Regions from separate parts of the Homo sapiens genome. Here region 2 is linked to region 1. A link is a loop called in an ENCODE intact Hi-C map of the cell type or tissue named here. Cell type or tissue: endothelial cell of umbilical vein. All regions are shown on one strand. Each heading gives the region's core, and the rest is flanking DNA. Links, peaks and the distances in the headings are about the cores only.

Region 1 (7,570 bases), core at 2,571-7,570:
ATGGCACATGTATACCTATGTAACAATTCTGTATGTTCTGCACATGTACCCCAGAACTTAAAATAAAAATAAAAAATAAAAAATAAAAATGACAGAAAAAAAAAATCAGACCACAGCCATTTTTCTGCTTACATTTCTCCAGTGGCTTTTGTCACATTCAGAAAAATATAGAAACTCCTCCCAGCTCACAAAATTTTATGTCTGGGCTGAGATCGCTGTTAATCTTCTGCCACCCTCCCTTTCCCTTGAGTCTCCAGCCACACTGGCCCCATTTCTGTTCCTAGAACATAACAAACTCATTCCTGCCTTTGGGTATTGGCACTAGCCTTTTCCTCTCCCTAGAATGTTCTCTCCTCTGATCTTTGCATAGCTGGTAATTTCTTGTGGTTAGGATCTGAGTTTAAATGTTAGTAATTCTTAGGAACCCCAACTATAAAAAATATAAATAAAGTTCACGAATTTGCTGGGTACTTTCAACTCAATGCAAACACAGGTAAGCTTTTTGTGCTCTAAAAGTACTGCTTCAGTATTTTTACTTTTGAAAATTATAAAATTCTTCCAGAATGTAATACACAGTACTTCATTAAATTGACATTTAAAAGCAGAAAATAGTATCCTAGAAATTGTGTCCACCAGTGCCTAGAGAACCCTGTGAGGCTGAAGTACTGTGTTGTCAGAGCTTGCCATGTGACGGTGGGCCAAGTGCCCCACCTTTGTGAGCAGGAGTTCCCCCCACTGGGAAAGTAGATACAATCACCTCTTGCTTAAGACAAGAAATATACATGTGTATGGCCACATTTTGGTTTGATAACAAAGGAATTAAAGATGCCTTGATCTGTGCAAATCTTCTCCCCTGGAAAAATACATAACCAGGGCACATGTGCTCAGCATTGCCTTCCAAAGTTCTTTCTCAACCTTGTAAGTTCTCGTTCTGAGGGCATATAAAGTATGTTTATGCAATCCCTTGTGAAAATAGATGAGGCAATATGGCTAGTGTCATAAGCAATACATTGATGAAGAAATGATTCAGAAACAAGAGAAAGGCAAATAGGTGAGCAGTGGGGTAGAGGAGCATTGACATTCTAAGTGGCGCAGTTATTCCCTGGGTTGAGTGGCACATTTGGTCTCCCTGGCGCTTGGAACTATAAATACTCTAGTAGCAGCCCTGCCCACCCCCCAGCCATTGTGCCAACTACAAATGCCCACACATTTCCAATCACTCCCTAGAGTGCCTGAGAATTAATGAATGGCACAGCCATTATCTTGGTGCTTTATATTTTACAGCAAATGTACCTTCAGGATGAAATTTGCTAAAGAGACAATTCATATAGTACTTTTACCCACAATGTTTTTATGTTAATAGCCTTTTAGCTTAATGCTTTTGTGCTTTGCAAACTAATTCTGGAACACATTAAGTGTGTTAAGTGAGGGATACTTATACAGGGATCTAAACCTACCAAATGGAATTAGCGTGAAGGAACCTTTGACAAGCAGTTTGAAGACAAAGTGCCACATCAATGTTCAAAAATATAATTACCACAGTGGAGGCCATTATCACATTTCTCTGCTTATGAGAACACAATTAAAATTAGGGATCTCTACATTTTCCTTGAAAGGGTGAGTTCAGTCAGTCAAGCAAGCAATTTCCTTAGCAATGACTGGGAAGAAGGTGTATTAGTATGATGTTACAGCCTCAAAGGACACCGTGATAGACCAGGGTGGCGAGTAGCTTCCAAAAATGGCTCCTAGTAATTGCTGTTCCTGCTGTTCACACCCTTGGGGAATCCCTTGCCCTTGAGTATAGATTGGACTTAGTAACTTGCTTCTCATGAATAGAATATGAGAAAAATGATGAAATATCACTTCTGAAATTCAGTTGCAAAAATCTGTGACTCTGTCTTGCTCTTTGTCTCCCTGGCTTTTCTCAGCCTGCTCGCCCGCAAGGCAAGCTGCCATGTTGTGAGCTTCCCTATGGGAAGGCCCATCTGGCAAGGAACGGACGGCAGCCAACAGCCATCAAGGAACTGAGGCCCTCAGTGTAACAACCCATGAGAAGAATCCTGCCAACAACCATATGAGTGAACTTAGAAATGGATCGTTCCCAGGCCAACACCATGATTACAGGCTGTGAGAGACCCTGGAACAGAAGACCCAGCTAAACTAGGGCTGACTCATAGAAACTGTGGGTTAGGAAACATTTGTTGTTTTAAGCCACTAAGTTTTGGGGTAATTTGTTACACAGCAATAGATAACTAATATACCCAGTCTACTCTAAACAACAGGAAGCACTCACTTGTGGTGTGACTCCTGTTTTACATTCTTTAAGATTGAAAAGCACCCAGATTTGTATATTTGAATAAGAAGGGAGGCAGGGCTGAGTACAAAACCTCCCTTAACATTTCTGGCAGAAAAAAACAAAACATTATATGGCAAGATGGCATCGAAGAGAGAACATCTAGAGGCAGATGTGGTATCATCAGATCACTATCTTCAAAAATTCAAGTTGTATAACTTCTCTAGGATTCAGTTTCTTCCTGAAAGAGCTGGTGATGTGACTGGGCTGGACTGTAATAACTGCTAACATTCTATACTACTTGATTTGGGGAACTCAGGCAGGCACCACCCCCAAGTCTCTTCGTCAATAGCTGGAAACTCCATCATTAGGAATTTGTTCCTTAGTGCTTCCAGAGACTGTCCCTGAAGTTACTACTCAAGATGAAAAATTTTGGATGGTGAGATAGATGGGGAAGGAAATTCTATGGATACCTTTAAGGATAGTGCAGAGATGGAGGTTCTTGTGTTGTTATAAAGTCCCTGAAGGGTAATGGTGACAATACCAAAGTTAGGCATGGTTGATTTCACAATTTTGAGGACCTAATAAGCTTCCTCTTTTTTGATGTGGACTATATAACTGATCACATTTCTCCTCTTACCTTGGCTGCAAGGAAGCTGAGAGCAAACACAAGTTCAGTCACAGATACTGTTTTAAATTTTATGGTTCCTTTATCTGTTTGTATTCTTTTTCTCTGTTCTCATTTTTCTATTTCTAGTTTATCACGTCTTTTGTCATAACCCAGCTCAAATCCTTTATGGGCCAGCCTGGGCAATATAGTGAGACCCCATCTCTACAAAAAAACAAAATTAGCTAGGCATAGTGGTGCACATCTGTAGTCCCAGCTACTCGGGAGGCTGAGGTAGGAAGATTACTTCAGCCCAGGAGGTCGAGGCTGCAGTGAGCCGAGATCTCACAACTGCCCATCAGCCTGGACAACAGAGCAGAAAAAAACAAAACAAAACAAAACAAAACAAAACCCTTTATGGAAAAAAGTTGGAAGCATAAATACATATAATAAACACAAGCATATATGTTTGAATTTTTTCTCTAATTGTGATAACACAAACATAAATCGTGAATCTGGAGATACACTTTTATCTTGATTATTTTCTAAATTTAAAGTTAATTTGGCTTGAGGGGGTGCAAAGATTTAAATTAGCATAATTTAGAAAAAGCATAAATTGGAAAAATTAAAACACAAATTCCAACAATATTTGTACCGTTTTTATTTGTAAAAATAACCATCTGAATGCATTTCCATAGTATATTACAGTTAAGTACTTCATTACGTTATTAGAGCATTCAGTAGTTGCAAAAGTATTAAACTGTGCTTGAGAAGATTCAGATTGTTTCAAAGTCATTCACTGAACTAAAAGTCATTTTCCCCATTTTTACAGTCATGACATTTACCAGAGTCATTCAACTCCAATTTACATAAGAAAACATTATAGACAAAATCCCACTGAAATCATCAAACAATATTTTATGCTGTTACAAATATGTTATGCAAAATATAACACTGGCACCAGATTTGTATCATCGTGCTTTACAAAGATATATTGCACATGCTAGAGCATAAAATATGTAGACAAAACTACCAAATAAAAGATATTTGCATTGAATTTTTAGATCACATAAGAAACGCATAGAATTACATTTTATACAAACACTCAGATTGTCACTATCTTAAAATGCTTTTCCCCTATAATACTGACCTATGGTTTATAGTTTCGTAAGACGAAAGCATTTTAGCACTGCAAAATCAAACAATTCCTATAGAAAACTTAAGCATTTTCATATTCATTTCAATGCAAGTACAAGGGGAAATAGGAAAAAAGACACTTTATACATTCAAAGAAAAGTTGAAATGAAAACTCACTGGTATCATATTGCTCTGATAACACTCAAATGAAAAAATACAAAACATTCCACAGAACATTTTCAGAATATACAAATATAAAAAGGCACTCTAACTTCATATTACAAGACAATAAAACGGATGAGTTCTTCAACCAACACAACATATAAGCACACCAAGTTGCTCAACAGTACAAAGAATAACTAGTGCAGCAAATCCATTTGATGTTCTTGTTCTAATTTAATAACAAAATGATAAACCAAGCAGTGTTTACTGCCTAAAGTACCAAAACATACTATGGTGCCCTTTTAGTAGTGATAAATAGAAATACCCTGAGCTATTTACTGTAGAATCATAGCAGATTTTAGGCAATTTGGAGATAGTAATGTATTTAGCAAAGACAGGCAGACACTGGCAAATAAGTAAGTGCAATGAAACATGATCCTTGTAGTTGTGGTTAAAATACAGTCTAAAAATAACACAAATAAAAGCACTAAGCAACTAAGACTCAGTTAAAAACACATTTTTTTTTCTTAGAAAGCTATGGTGCAAACATAATTTTATTTCTAAGAGATGTAATTAAAATACAGAAATGATAGTTTTTAAAGTCATTTCTTTAAAAAAATTTTGCCTTGGGGTATGGGAGAAAGAGAAAGAGAGGAAGAGAGAGAGAGAGAGATCAGTTGATGTAATGAACAGTTCATTGTGAGCATGATTTCATTTCGTTCCTTTGTCCTCCTTCTATGAGTAAGAGAGTGGGAAAAGTCAAAACGCAGCTCCATGGAGATAACGTCTCATGGTGAGTCACTGCTTTGCTGAAATGATTCTTGTACTCTCTGCTACACGACAGGAAAAATGTTAACGCTGCTTTGCCATTAAAGCAAGCATTTCATTTCCTGCTTGAAATGCCAACTGAGCAAGATTTCCATTCACTTCTAGAAAAAGACACCGCAGCATATTGTGCTTCTTCAACACTGAACCTCTCTTAATTTTCAGTGTTTTGGTAAAGATAAGGTCATTATTGCTCATTAGCAATTTATCTGCTTTTTAAAAATTCATCTTCTCTAAACAAACGAAAAGGACAGAAGGTGGGAAGCACAACACCAAGAATTCAAAAAAACAATGGTGGTGGTGTGGAAAATTTTCAGTGAAATCAATACCAGTTCAATAAATCCTTTGAACAAGTTCTCATTTGTGAAGAACCCAACAGGAGTTTTAATTAAATCCAGGATATTAAGAGTAAGATTAAAGTTTTATAGCTAGATGAAAAATATAATACAGTTATCTGTCTTTGATCCAGATATGATAGAACATTATTTTTGAAATATCTCACATACACTATAAAATAGCAATTTCCAGGGTGGAAATGGAACTCATTATAAAACGTCAGAGAGTACTGCTCTAATTCGACACATTTCTTTTCTGTCTCTTCCTCAAGTAGAAAATAGCACTTGAGCTGGTGATTTTTATTTCTCCTTTTGGCACATGTGCCCACACACTGCCATCATTTCTCATCAGGTTACTGAGACTATGTGAGCTTTTCAGTGTACTTAGGGTAATTTCTAGATATTTCTTTGTGCTGCCTTTGTGTATATGATCCACTACACATCTGAGTTTTCATCTCGCAGAAGGGCATCCAGACTGCAATGTCTTCTAAGCTCTAAGCTGGCTACAGACTGTGGCTGAGCAGTAGAAGATGCGTAGCCCTCTCTAACCAACGCGGAAGAACCTGAGGGTCATCTGGAAACCTTAGCAGTGGAAATGCTAGGTTTGGCCCTTGGGCTTTTGGCTAGCCCAGGGTCAAGTGTTTTTTTTTTCACTTTTTTTTTGTTATTCTAAATAAGATACATAGCAATTAAAATAGAGAACAAATAATGGATGTTTCCTCACCATTTGTTTCATTTCAAATAAATATAAACACATTTACAGCAAAAGTATATGGACATTTTCTCTAGTTTGGCAAAAAAAAAAAAAAAGGTCAGCACATCATCAGTTACAAATGTTAAGTGGTCAACTAGAAATCTGTGTCCTAAGAAATATAAAATACAACAAAGACTGGTACACAGAAAGATTACATTTAACTCCATAAAAAAGCTACTTCAGTTCTCACTTGCATTTTGAAGGAAAAAAATGTGTATCTTCCATTTTAGACTGAAGCATTTTGGTCCTCATGTGTAGCTGGCTGATGAACTACACACACACACACATATATATATATATACACACGCACACATATATGTGTGCATGTGTATGTGCATAATTTTTAAAGAGTCTCATTCTTCTTTTTGTACAGCGGTTCCAGGTGTGGAACGGGGTCCATTTGACCTAGAAGCTTTGGCAGAGGGAGCAGACACAGTATTCACTATGTTGATTTCATCATCAAGCAACTGGCAATCGGTTTTACATGCTAAATCACCCATTTCTACTTTCTGCTTTCACTTTTTTTGTTCCTTTTTGCAGTCACACTTTTCACTGACTTGGTATGACCTTGACTGAGAAGCTCATTTTACTACTGATGAACAATGCTGATGATTCTGATGTTTTTTAAAAGTTAGTATTTTGATTTAAGAATAAATTAACAAAGGGTAGTTTCATACTATTTTTGCATATTGTGTCAAAGTTTTGGTGCAATATAATTTTCACCTGAAATGTTATTAGATAAATTTGGGTTCAATCACTTAAGTGAAAATTAGTCACAGGCTTGTTATAGGGAACACTGTGTTAAACAAAAAAAGCAAGTTCAATTTTTCAATTCATCTGGCAACTTTAACAGAGATCCTCAGAAAGAAGTTCTGGATATTCAAATGCTTACTATAGAGAGGATATAAATAGTTGGACTCTCTAAAAAGATTATTACAGGCATTATTTCTGAAGATGGACACCTTTACCTTTGGCTTCTAGTGAGGAAGTAAACATCAAAGTGAGAAGAAGTTTGAGGCATTTCCTATCTGCCTCTTCCCTTCCCTCCCAGGGGACATGAATGTCACACTGATATACTTCTGAGAACTCACTGCTAAATACATGAAAAGAAAAATTATTCATAGCGAACAGCTGCCTCTCTGCTGCATTATCCCCAAAGAACAGGAATTAAATACATCTTTTATTCTTTATTTAAAATGAGAGGTAGACTTTCACAGAAGTATCTTAGATTTAAAGAAAATGTGAAACAAAACAAAACTGGGGCCATCTGTGTGACTGTTCCACCCAACAGCCTCACTGCCCTCCCTCGATTAATTCCTTCTCTACTAGCTTCTGGAAGCCCAGGCCCCAAATAATACTTGAATACAACATAAACCTGGAATTCAAGCTTCTTTCCTTTCCTCCAACACAGGTGATCAAAGAAAAGCTTCTACAGTCCAAAGTCAAAACGTTTCCGA
Region 2 (10,658 bases), core at 3,168-8,167, 170 kb after region 1:
TCTTTACCTATTGTTAAATTTGGTTATTAGTCTTTTCCTTGTGTGTGGAGTTTTTTATATTGTTTAATTCAACTTTCAATGAAAATTCAAGTTATGTATTCACCTAGACACAACAGAAATGAATCAATGTTTTCCCCAAGTTACCATAAGAGAAAAATTTAGATTTACAGTCCTTATTCATCCCTAATGCATGCATTGTCTCATAAAGCTGAATTTTCCTTGTGTGGAGCCTCCCATGCCTCAAAGGTGACAGCAAATCTCTGTCCCAACATGCTCCCACCACCACACAATTGTATTCAACCATCACACTCTGCTGGTATTGTAACCCATTCATTTGAATGTAACATGGATATATATTTCTCATATAGAAAATATAGATATATTTTCTATCTCTAAACATGTTCAAATTATGTTATACTCTCAATATGATATCTAACTCCTGAAACGAAGAATCACGCACAAGAATTAAAATGATGATAAAATAAGAAAAATAAGAATGCCAAAGACATTTTTATTTTATCTCCCTTACATAACTAGACACTGGATATTTTATTGCACTAATTTCTAAAAATCAAATAATGTATATTGAGCAAAACTTGTATCAGAGAGTTTATATTTTCAAATTTGATCCTTAAAACAATACTGTGAAGTAAATATGAGCATCCCCATTTCACTGTTGAGGAACCTGAGATTTTGAGGTGATGAGTAACTTGTCCAGAGTCACAAAGCTAGTAAGTGGTAAAACCAAGATTCAAAACCAGATCTGATTCCATTGTTCACGCTCTTGCTGGCTTTTGGATGGTTACAAGCCTTGGTAAATACAATGAAAGTTATTCTCCATTATAATTAGCATGCTTGCCCTAAATACTCTAGACCCAAGGGCAAAAGGCTTGTATGTAAAAAAGTACAAGCAGGCAAGAAGAATAAAATTGGAGAACTAACATTACCTGATTTCAGAGCTTATTATAAAGTTACAGTAATCAAAACAATATGGTATTGGTGCAAAGAAAACTCTGGTGAAAGAATAGCCTTGTCAACAAATGGTCCTAGAACAATGAGATATTAAACTTTGGGCCATACCTTGAACCCTAAACAAAAATTAAATCAAAATGGATCACAGAACTAAATGTAAAACTTAAAATTATAAAATATCTAAAGGAAACATAGGCAAGATCTTTTCACCTTGGGTTAAGCAAAGATTTCTTAGATATGACATCAGAGCAAAACCCATAAAAGGATAAATTGGTAAATGGAATTTTATCAAAATGAATAATGTCCACTCTTTGAAACACACTGGTAAGAGAATGAAGATAAGCCACAGACTGGGGGAACATATTTGTAAAGCATATATTGGATAAAGGACTTCTATCTAGAACCTACAAAACAACTCTCAATAACTATGAAAGCAAACAATCCAATTAAAAAGTAGGCAAAAGATTTGAACAGATATTTCACCAAAGATATACAGATAGCAAATAAGCATATAAAACAATGCTCACCGGGCCGGGCGTGGTGGCTCACACCTGTAATCCCATCACTTTGGGAGGCCAAGGCGGGCGGATCACGAGGTCAGGAGATCAAGATCATCCTGGCTAACATGGTGAAACCCCGTCTCTACCAAAAATACAAAAAATTAGCCGGGCGTGGTGTCAGGCACCTGTAGTCCCAGCTACTCAGGAGGCTGAGGCAGGAGAATGGAGTGAACCCGGGAGGCGGAGCTTGCAGCGAGTGGAGATTGCACCACTGCACTCCATCCTGGGCGACAGAGCGAGACTCCGTCTCAAAAAAAAAAAAACAGTGCCCACCGTCATTAGTCATTAGAGAAAGGCAAATTAAAGCCATATTACATACTTATTAAAATTGCTAAAATTAAAAGGACTAATGATACCAAGTGTTGGTGAAGATGTGGAGGAACTATAACATTCAGGCACTGCTAGTAGGAGTGGGAAATGATATAGTCACTTTGAAAAACAGTTTGGCAATTTCTTAAAAACTTAAACATACAACTACCATATAAGCTAGGTATCGTACCCTTGGGTATTTACTGGAAAGAAATGAAAGCATATGTCCATACAGAGACTTGCACATGAGTATTCCTAACAGCTTTATTTGTAATACCAAAAACTAGAAGTAATCCAAGTTTCCATCAAAAGATGAATGGACAAACTTATTTCCACATAATGGAACACTACTCAGCAATTAAAAGGAATGAACTATGGATATATGTCACAACATGGATGAATCAAAATAATTGTGTGAGTGAAACAAGTCGGGCAAAAAAAAAGTACATATTGTATAAATCCACGTACATAAAATTCTAGAAAATGCAAACTAATACACAGTGACAGAAAGCAGATCAGCAGTTGCCTGACGGGCCTAAGGGAGAGACTGGGAGGGGTAGCAGGGAGGGATTTGAAAGGGGAACAAGGAAGCTTTTGGAGCACTGTATATGTTCATTATCTCAATCATGGTAATGGTTTCATATGTCAAAACTTCGCAAACTGTACACTTTAAATATGGGTAGTTTATTGTATGTCAATTATATTTCAATTAAGCGGTTTCATAAATACATAAGCAGGCAAATAAAACACATTCTCACTCTTACGTAAAGTAAAAAAAGGCATATTTAAAAGTTAAAAATACCCCTAAGCAACAAAATTTATTCAGTTAATAGAAGAAAAGAAATAGCAAAATCGAATTAACCAATAGTGGGTTAATTTAGAGGCAGCTCATGTTATGCCCTGGTTATGTGTGGATGTAAAAGTGAAGTTCTTACAAAAGAATGGCCTGTTGGCTTAAAATCTACAGGCTTTAAAAATAGGCACAACCAGCCAGGCGCAGTGGCTCACGCCTGTAATCCCAGCATTTTGGGAGGCCAAGGTAGGTGGATCACCTGAGGTCAGGAGTTCGAGACCAGCCTGGCCAACATGGTGAAACTCCCTCTCTACTAAAAATACAAAAAAAACTAGCCTGGCGTGGTGGCACACACCTGTAATCCCAGCTACTCAGGAGGCTGAGGCAGGAGAATTGCTTGAGCCCAAGAGGCAGAGGTTGCAGTGAGCTGAGATCGTGCCACTGCACTCCAGCCTGGCCGACAGAGTGAGACTCTGTCAAAAAAAAAAAAAAAAAAAAAAGGTACAACCAAGATTCCTCTTCAAAATCTCTTAGGTTATTTTGTTTCCTAAATGAAACCTTTGACAAATGTGTACTGAGTAAGGATGTAGAAAATAAATCTAGAAAATTAAGTACAAGTGGGAAGGTAAATGGTTTATGCCTAACCTTTGAATACACTGCAACATGGCAGCACTGGATTGACATAGAACCCTTGGGATCTTACCACTGTGCCCAGACATTCCCAAGTGACAGAAGCCCTTTTAAAGGGTCTCTGCTGGGGAAAGTTGATAAAGTACCAACTATTTGTAAGGCCCTGATATCACTTGGCCAGGAATATTTCTTGAGAGCCAGTGGAAACAGAACATGGGAAAGGGTTCTGGTCCTTAAGTCCCACAGAATGAAAAACTGGCCAAGACGCTGTGCTTTGGTGCCAGCGAAACAGGAATATACAACCACCCACTGCCAAGATAATCATCAGGAGCTTCTGATGAAAACCGAAGCAGGTCTTCGGAGTACCACCTTCCCCGACAGCCTAAAAGCTAATAAAGTTCACAATTGTTCTATGCATGACCCCAAGCATATTAAGAAGGAGTGTCTTTAAACTTAACGCATTTGTTGAAAAGTTTTCCATTCCGTTCTTGAACACATGGTGGGAATGTTTTACTGCTAAGTGTATTTAAGGAAACCCACAGATTGGAACTGCTCTAACCAGTGAGGCGAGAAGTCTAGTTTCAGTTACGGCCCCACCACAGGCTCACTGTCTCTTTTAATTAATTCATTAACCAATTTATTAAACAAACATAGATTAATGAGAGGCAGATAACTAAAAGAATAACATAATCATCTGGGAAACTATCTCCTATTGATGAAAGGGTAAAAAGAAGGCAGCTGCTAGTTTTTCACCACTGTAAGGGGCTAGCAATGGTGAAAGTTTGTCATCAGATAAATGAACACACAGTGTCAGGATCAAAATCACAGGAGAGGAAGCTAGAATTACAAAATATTTAAACTTAACCTGGAAGGGCATCAGAGACATCCGGAGAGTTTAATCGATTGGCTGAAGGTCACACAGCTCTTGATGGCAATGGTGGAATCTTTCATTCATACAATAGACAAAAACATTTACTGGGGATCCACCATACGCCAAGCACCGTGCTCAGACCTGAAGATGCAGCAGCCTTCAAGGGACAGGGTCCCTGCCTTTATGACGCCTGAAAGAATCTTGCTTTCTTGACTCCAGGCAGGGGACATTCTATTACAGTAGACTAATGCTAGATTAAACACACCCATCAGCAAAGAGCAAACAAACACACACACACACACACACACATACACACACATACACACGGTATTAGAAAAAGTTAAACAGAAAGAAACTGTGCAATGAAAGGAGATGCTCAAAGGCATCTGCTCTGGATATAACAATAACTCCTAGCTATGGGGTTCCCCCTTCTTCCTTTCCACTCCCTGGAATTAAAAGCAAAAGCTTATATATAGAACAGTTTCTGTGGTCCACAGAAAACCATTTTAACAGAAATGATTAGTAGTTCTTTCCAAGTTTTTTTCAACCTCCAGGTGGATATTTTAGAAACAGAGCTTATGTGTAATACTCACAATAAAAATCAACAATGCAGTTTTCTGGCCGAAGATATCAGATCAGCACAAGACACTAAGATGTTAACACTAATTATCTCTGGGTGAATAATTTTATGGGCATTCCTCACTTTCTACTTTGTTTGACTGTGTTTCAAGACTTGCAGTTTACAAACAAGAAAATAAAATTCCTCTTGTAAATAATAAAAGACTTTCCTATTAAAAAAATACAGGTCTGCTCTAGCAAAAGCTTTTCTTAAGTAATCACAAATAGTAAAGCACTGGACATTATTTCCTGTCCAAAGACTTCAATACCTTGTAGTAGGTTCTGAATAATTGATATGTGAGTGTGTTTCTTTGAAAACGACAAAACATTACATTTATGATTAAACATGGCAAAATTGTAATTTGTCTAATGATTCATAAAGTTGCCAAGTACTGTTCTATACAGTGCATCAGCTGATTCTTAAGAAAATCCAGACAGACTGATCAAGTATGTATTATTGTCCTCATTTTACAGGACAGGAATTAAGGTTGACTCAGAGTTAAGTGACTCACCCAAAGTCACACACCAATATTTGGTGACCCTGGATTTCCTGACTCCACATCCGCTGCTCTCTCAACACCACTAGGTAAGGCATTAACTAACCATTAAGAATTCCTCTCTAAGAAAGAACCTGCTTCATCCTCCTCACAGCATTTTGGAGGCCTTTGGTTCTACCCAAATCTTCCTTTCTTATCTAATCTTTCTTATCAGGTGGCCTATATGATAGACACACACACACACATACACACATGCACACGCACACACATACGCATGCACTTTCATTATAAAAAAACAAACTCTGGAGTCAGAATGACCCAACTTTGAATCCCTCCTCTGCCACGTATGAGCTGTGTGACTTTGAGTAAATAAATCAACCTGATTACTCATTTTTCTTTTTCATTCTAAAATGAAAAATAGGATTACCTACATGCAGGCACAGATTAGATGTCCAATAAATATTAGCTCCTCTTACTACTATTATCAATGACATCTCTGTGGCTTATCCCAATTTTTTTAGTTCTCCTTGATGACTATAGAGGAAAATAAGGAGATGCAGACAGATCCTGGGGGGAACAAGTTTACTGGCAAGAAGTTATATTTGTTTACAAGTAGAAGCATTTACTCTGCCCACAGCCAGCCAATAGCAGTGCTTGCCTGCCTCCTCTCCCCTCCATGAAGTAGTCAACCATTGCATCTTGTATCCTGGCCATTGTAGCCTGTCCTATCCCAACCCAAAGGTAACTGAAGCCTCTCTCATACTCTAGAGTCGGGCCTTCCATTCTTTATCCTTAATCTCATAGGACCTGCAGCAGTCTCTTCCCCTGGTAGAATCCCCTAAAACACCTATATATCAGCGACTCTCACTCCCTGCTCAGAATATATCCCTGCTGCCCTGAAGGCCTCCTTTCCCATCCAGTCTCAATATCTGAGCAGAGTCAGATCTGGTTAAAACTGGACAGATGGGAGCTTCCCTGGGGGTTTGGATGTTGTACCCTTTCTCTCCTCACCCAAAGCTGAAAACCTTCAAATAAGTCAACCCCAAGCCAGAACATCCTCACCAAATCTTTCTGACACTTGTCAGGAAAATTCTGCAGGCCAAGACTCCTATGTTATCAATAGAAGCCCCTTCTTAGTAACTTAATTAGAAGTAAATCCACCACAGACTCATTACAGGTCCTCAGGCAGATAACCAGGGGGTCGCTTTCTGTATCAACAAAAAAAAGGAAGTATTCTTCTATGCCCTTTCTAAATTGAGCCAGTGGGACAGAAAACCGAACACACTACAAAGATTCCTAATGGAGTATTCTGCTTAGTGAGGCTAGACCTCAAAATGGCAGGCTTCGAAGCCCCTTCATTACAGATTGACACGAGTGCTCCCAGAATTGGGAGATGGCTACGTAACAGCACTTTTCGAAGATAAGGCATATGGGAGATGCATCTCTACCTCCAGGGCAATGTCAAATAAACCTACACATACTTGAGCACACCCAGCAAAAAAACGGTCACTAGGGATGCATTTAGCCTTCATAAACTTGGGCTGTAGGGGGTGTTTTTCCCTTTTAAAGGGAAAAATTTAAAGTTTAAAGCAACTTTAAATTGCTTTGTATTTCAGGACTAACTAGTATTTTTTCACATGGGCTAAGAGGCCCTAGAATCCACACTTGAAAAACCTTGCCTCTGAGAGAATCAAGAATGCAAGAATAGAGTCTTCTCCTACAAAAATCTCAAATACTCATATACTCAACACCAGAGAGGACACAGGGATATTGCATTCCATGGATGGATTAAACACTAATATATATTTGGATGGTTTGCTTGCTTGCAATTACTATCTTTTCTCTGTTGTGTTTATGTGTTCATGGAAGTGAATAATTTTTAATTTAAATGTATCTTGCTTACCATATGTATTTCTGAAAGTGGTCTACATATCAAATTGTGAAAAACTGATTATTTTTTCCATTGAATTATAAAATAATGACTAGAGGACACGGGGTTCAATCAGCTGAGGATCCTGGGGCATCACCTCATGTCTACTCTAGATTGGAAATCTTTGTGTCTCTCTCTGGGCAATCTGACCTCAAGATGGAACAGATCCAGGCATATCTCTCTAGCACATCAGACTTCCACTTCCTCTAGATAGGGAAAGTTAGCTCACACCATGCTACGGTCTCGTGACTTGGAGGGTCTGCTCCTCTATCACCTACCTTCTTTCCACCAGCCCCTAGTCACTGGCGTGCTTCATACTCAGTCTTGAAATCCCCAGAAGACCCCATTACTATTCGTGATCCATCTGGCTAAATGCCTTAGCCCACAGTGTGTTCTGGTATGTGGCATTTTCCTCTCTATAGTCCTCAAGTCAATGCTAATCTTAGATCACTCCCCAACTTCACCCCCAAGATGATATGCTTATGTTTTAAGCACAGCTGTTCCAACATGATTTTCTCTTCCCACCCTAAATGTGACAAGACATTGAGGCTTCATTCCCTGAATGCCACTGAACAAAGCCAACAGAGCTCTATGACCTTTGGTCTACCTCTTATGAACCGTTTTATTTCTAAGAATTGGTATTTCCTCCTCTATGAACCTGATGAGCTCCTTCTACCTTCTTCCCACCAAAGCCAAGACTGCTGGCAGTGGTGCATTCCTGTCCAAAAGGCGAGTCTCAGACGGAAATGTAGAAGTGTGATGCTTTGAAATACGGCACAAAACAACTCCCTCTTGAGAACCAAGGACATTAGACATAAGGACAATGTTTTATTTTAAAGCCACAAAACAGGGAGCCTCTAATTTAAGATTTTTGGGTCACTCGAAAGTCTTTTCACACTGAGCTCAAGTGTCCTTTCCTCTGAAACCTCTTCTGGTTCTCCACCCTGCATCCCCTCCTCCATGCTATAGGCTTCTGGACAGTACCATCACATCTAACTGCCTGCTTTCCTTTTTCTGCCTGCCCCTAACTGGGCTATGGGTACAGGGCAGAAACAGTCTTATTCATCTCTGTATCAACCTAACAACACATCTGGCATACAGTCAGTGCTCAATATATGTCTTGCAGGAATAGAAAGAAGTCTTAATGCATCTTAAACTTTTTATCAAAGCCTATGCCACAATAAGAAAAGGGTCTGCCTATATGAGGGCGGCCTGCAGGTTTCTGTGGTGAGACAGAGAACCGGTTGTCTACTAGGGTCTGGATGGAATCAATGGCTTGGTTTTTTTTGTGGTTCTCATCTATCCCTAACCTTGAGTGAAGATAGCAACCACCTCAGTCCATCACAGGCAGGGCTTGGCCTTGTTTCAAAGCTGTTTGACCATCTCAGAACCCTCAGCCCTTCAGGCTTCCTATCAATTCTGTTGTTCTAAATTAGAGCCATGACTTGAACCTGACTTACCCAGTGGGTGAGAAAAACAGGCTTGCTAAGGTGGTACCTAGAAGCTATGAGGCTGGGTTAGCATTCCACAGCAACGATGCTCACCTGTGTCCCCTCCTATGAGGGCTGCCTGCTGTGCAGTTCTGGTTTCTGTGAGACCTCAACCTGCAATAATCCTTAGAGAGTGACACTATGTCCACAACCAGTCCCACAGTGCCAGTTCCTGGGAGGCCAAGTGGCTTGTTGAATAGGAAACCAGCACTGAGTTTTTTAAAGATGTGGGACATTTACTTAGTAGTCTCTGGCTAGCCCCAACATGCGCATGAAAAAATTAGAGGCTCCCATTAGAATGAAACTACTGGTGTGGAACATTTCCAGGCGTAGGAAATCTAGATGTTGGAACAGTCATGGAAAGTGGAAGAAGTGGGCTGGTGATCTTTAACAGGCCAGGGCAGGCCCAGTGCTGGGAGGGAGGACTGGGGAGCAGAAGGTTAACACCAGGCTGGAGTGCAGTGGCTCACTGCAACCTCCACCTCCTGGGTTCAAGCGATTCTCCTACCTCAGGCTCCCGAGTAGCTGGGACTACAAGCGCACGACACCACGTCCAGCTAATTTTTGTATATTCAGTACAGACGGGTTTTCACCATGCTGGGCAGGCTAGCCTGGAACTCCTGACTTCAGGTAATCCGCCCGCCTCGGCCCTCCAAAGTGCTAGAATTACAGGCATGAAGCTCCGCGCCCGGCCACCACTATTTCTTAAAAGGTGAGGGTTTAAGAGATTACAGTGGGGGAGTGGATCCATCCGAGTGCTTCAGAAAGTACAAAAAGAAAAGGAAGCCGGGTCACGTGGAGTCCTTACTCTTCTCAATCCCTCAAGAATTTCCCAGAAGGATGGACTTTCCTAAGAGGCTGCGGTGTGCTGCAGGCCCAGTCCTGGTCCAGCCCTGTCGCTGGGCTAGAACCAGAGTTGGTGGGGAAGTTCCATTCCCGGGGAGCGAGGCTCCTTTATTCCCACCTGGCTGAGTGGGGGCTTTCTACATTCCTCGGGTCCCGGGAGGCCTGGCCTCTGACACCGCCGGCTGCGTCTGGGTAGCAAGACCCCTTGGTGCCTGCGGTTCTTGACCCCTCTCTGGCAGCACAAGGTCAAAGGTGTGGGGAGGGGCGGGAGGCGCAGCTGCGGGGTCCCTGGAGTTCCCTGGCGGGGCCTGGTAGCGGAAGACCTTTCCCTCTGAGGCGCCCCTCTGTTCTCTGGGGGCGGCCACACTGTGGGGTCGGGCAGGTCGCACCCTTCCCCCAGCTGAAGAGCAGCGCTCAGAAGAGCCCTTCCCCCACCGCAGCGGCTCCTGGGTGGGAAAGAAACAAAGGCCGGCTTCGCGGCCGCTCGGAGCCGGGAGCATGCGCGGTGAGCCCCCTCCCCTGCTGCTGCGGGGTTCCCGCGCCCCAACCCCTGCCCCGGACCTCAGGTCGCTGGCCCCTCCTGCCCCGGACGTCCGCTTTCTCGCCACCAGGCCTCCGCTCATTTGGGCCTGCCGCCTCCTCATCTTCTGCAGCCCAACCCTCAGCCTCCTCCATGCATTCCCAGCAATGCCTCTCAGAAGTAGTTGTCCCTTCCTCTGTGTTCCCTGGGTTTTGAGGGTTTTTTTTTTCCATTTAGTTTATTCTACCTTGGTTTTTAGCCATCTCTGAGGATGGCAGTACATCCTAGTGGGCCCTGGAGGCGGAAGAACTGGGTTCAAACCCTGCCCCCTGCCACTTGGAGCCATATAACCTTAGGCAAGTTACTAGATCCTCCTCTAAACTACTGTTTATTTGTCTGTAAAATGGGGCTAATAGAATCATTCTCCCTACCTCCTGAAGATGTGTGAGATGGAATGAAATGATGCTTAGAAAGCATTTGGCACAGTTCCTATCACATGGTTAGCACTCAGCAAATGTTGCCGGTTAGGATTTAACCCATGTTTTCACCCTTTCCTCAACACGCCCCTTCTGGCTGGCTGGCTGAATTCGAAAGACTGAGCAAATTCCAGAGTAAACAAGAT

What was found. Hi-C counts contacts between places; a loop is a spot of excess contacts. Peaks named below come from ENCODE experiments on the same cell type or tissue, not always from the same donor. Only the 100,000 strongest peaks of a DNase experiment are listed, where the experiment ranks them.
Region 2: it touches region 1 in a loop (5-fold over the local background); 2 of 110 quality-filtered maps call a loop at or near these places.

Annotation. Positions count from the first base shown.
Region 1 is chr2:196,983,125-196,990,694 of GRCh38, forward strand. It overlaps ANKRD44 (ankyrin repeat domain 44), which reads right to left. Exons shown (of 28, transcript NM_001195144.2): 28 at 3,538-6,525. The coding sequence ends at 6,467. Among named protein-coding and RNA genes, the nearest start is that of PGAP1, 60 kb to the left of the region's middle. In endothelial cell of umbilical vein, for the core only: no CTCF peak of the experiment used is centred there; a DNase peak (open chromatin) is centred at 4,987; H3K27ac peaks cover 2,024 bases.
Region 2 is chr2:197,154,564-197,165,221 of GRCh38, forward strand. All of the region lies in intron 2 of ANKRD44 (ankyrin repeat domain 44), which reads right to left. Among named protein-coding and RNA genes, the nearest start is that of ANKRD44-AS1, 38 kb to the right of the region's middle. In endothelial cell of umbilical vein, for the core only: no CTCF peak of the experiment used is centred there; a DNase peak (open chromatin) is centred at 5,278; H3K27ac peaks cover 2,997 bases.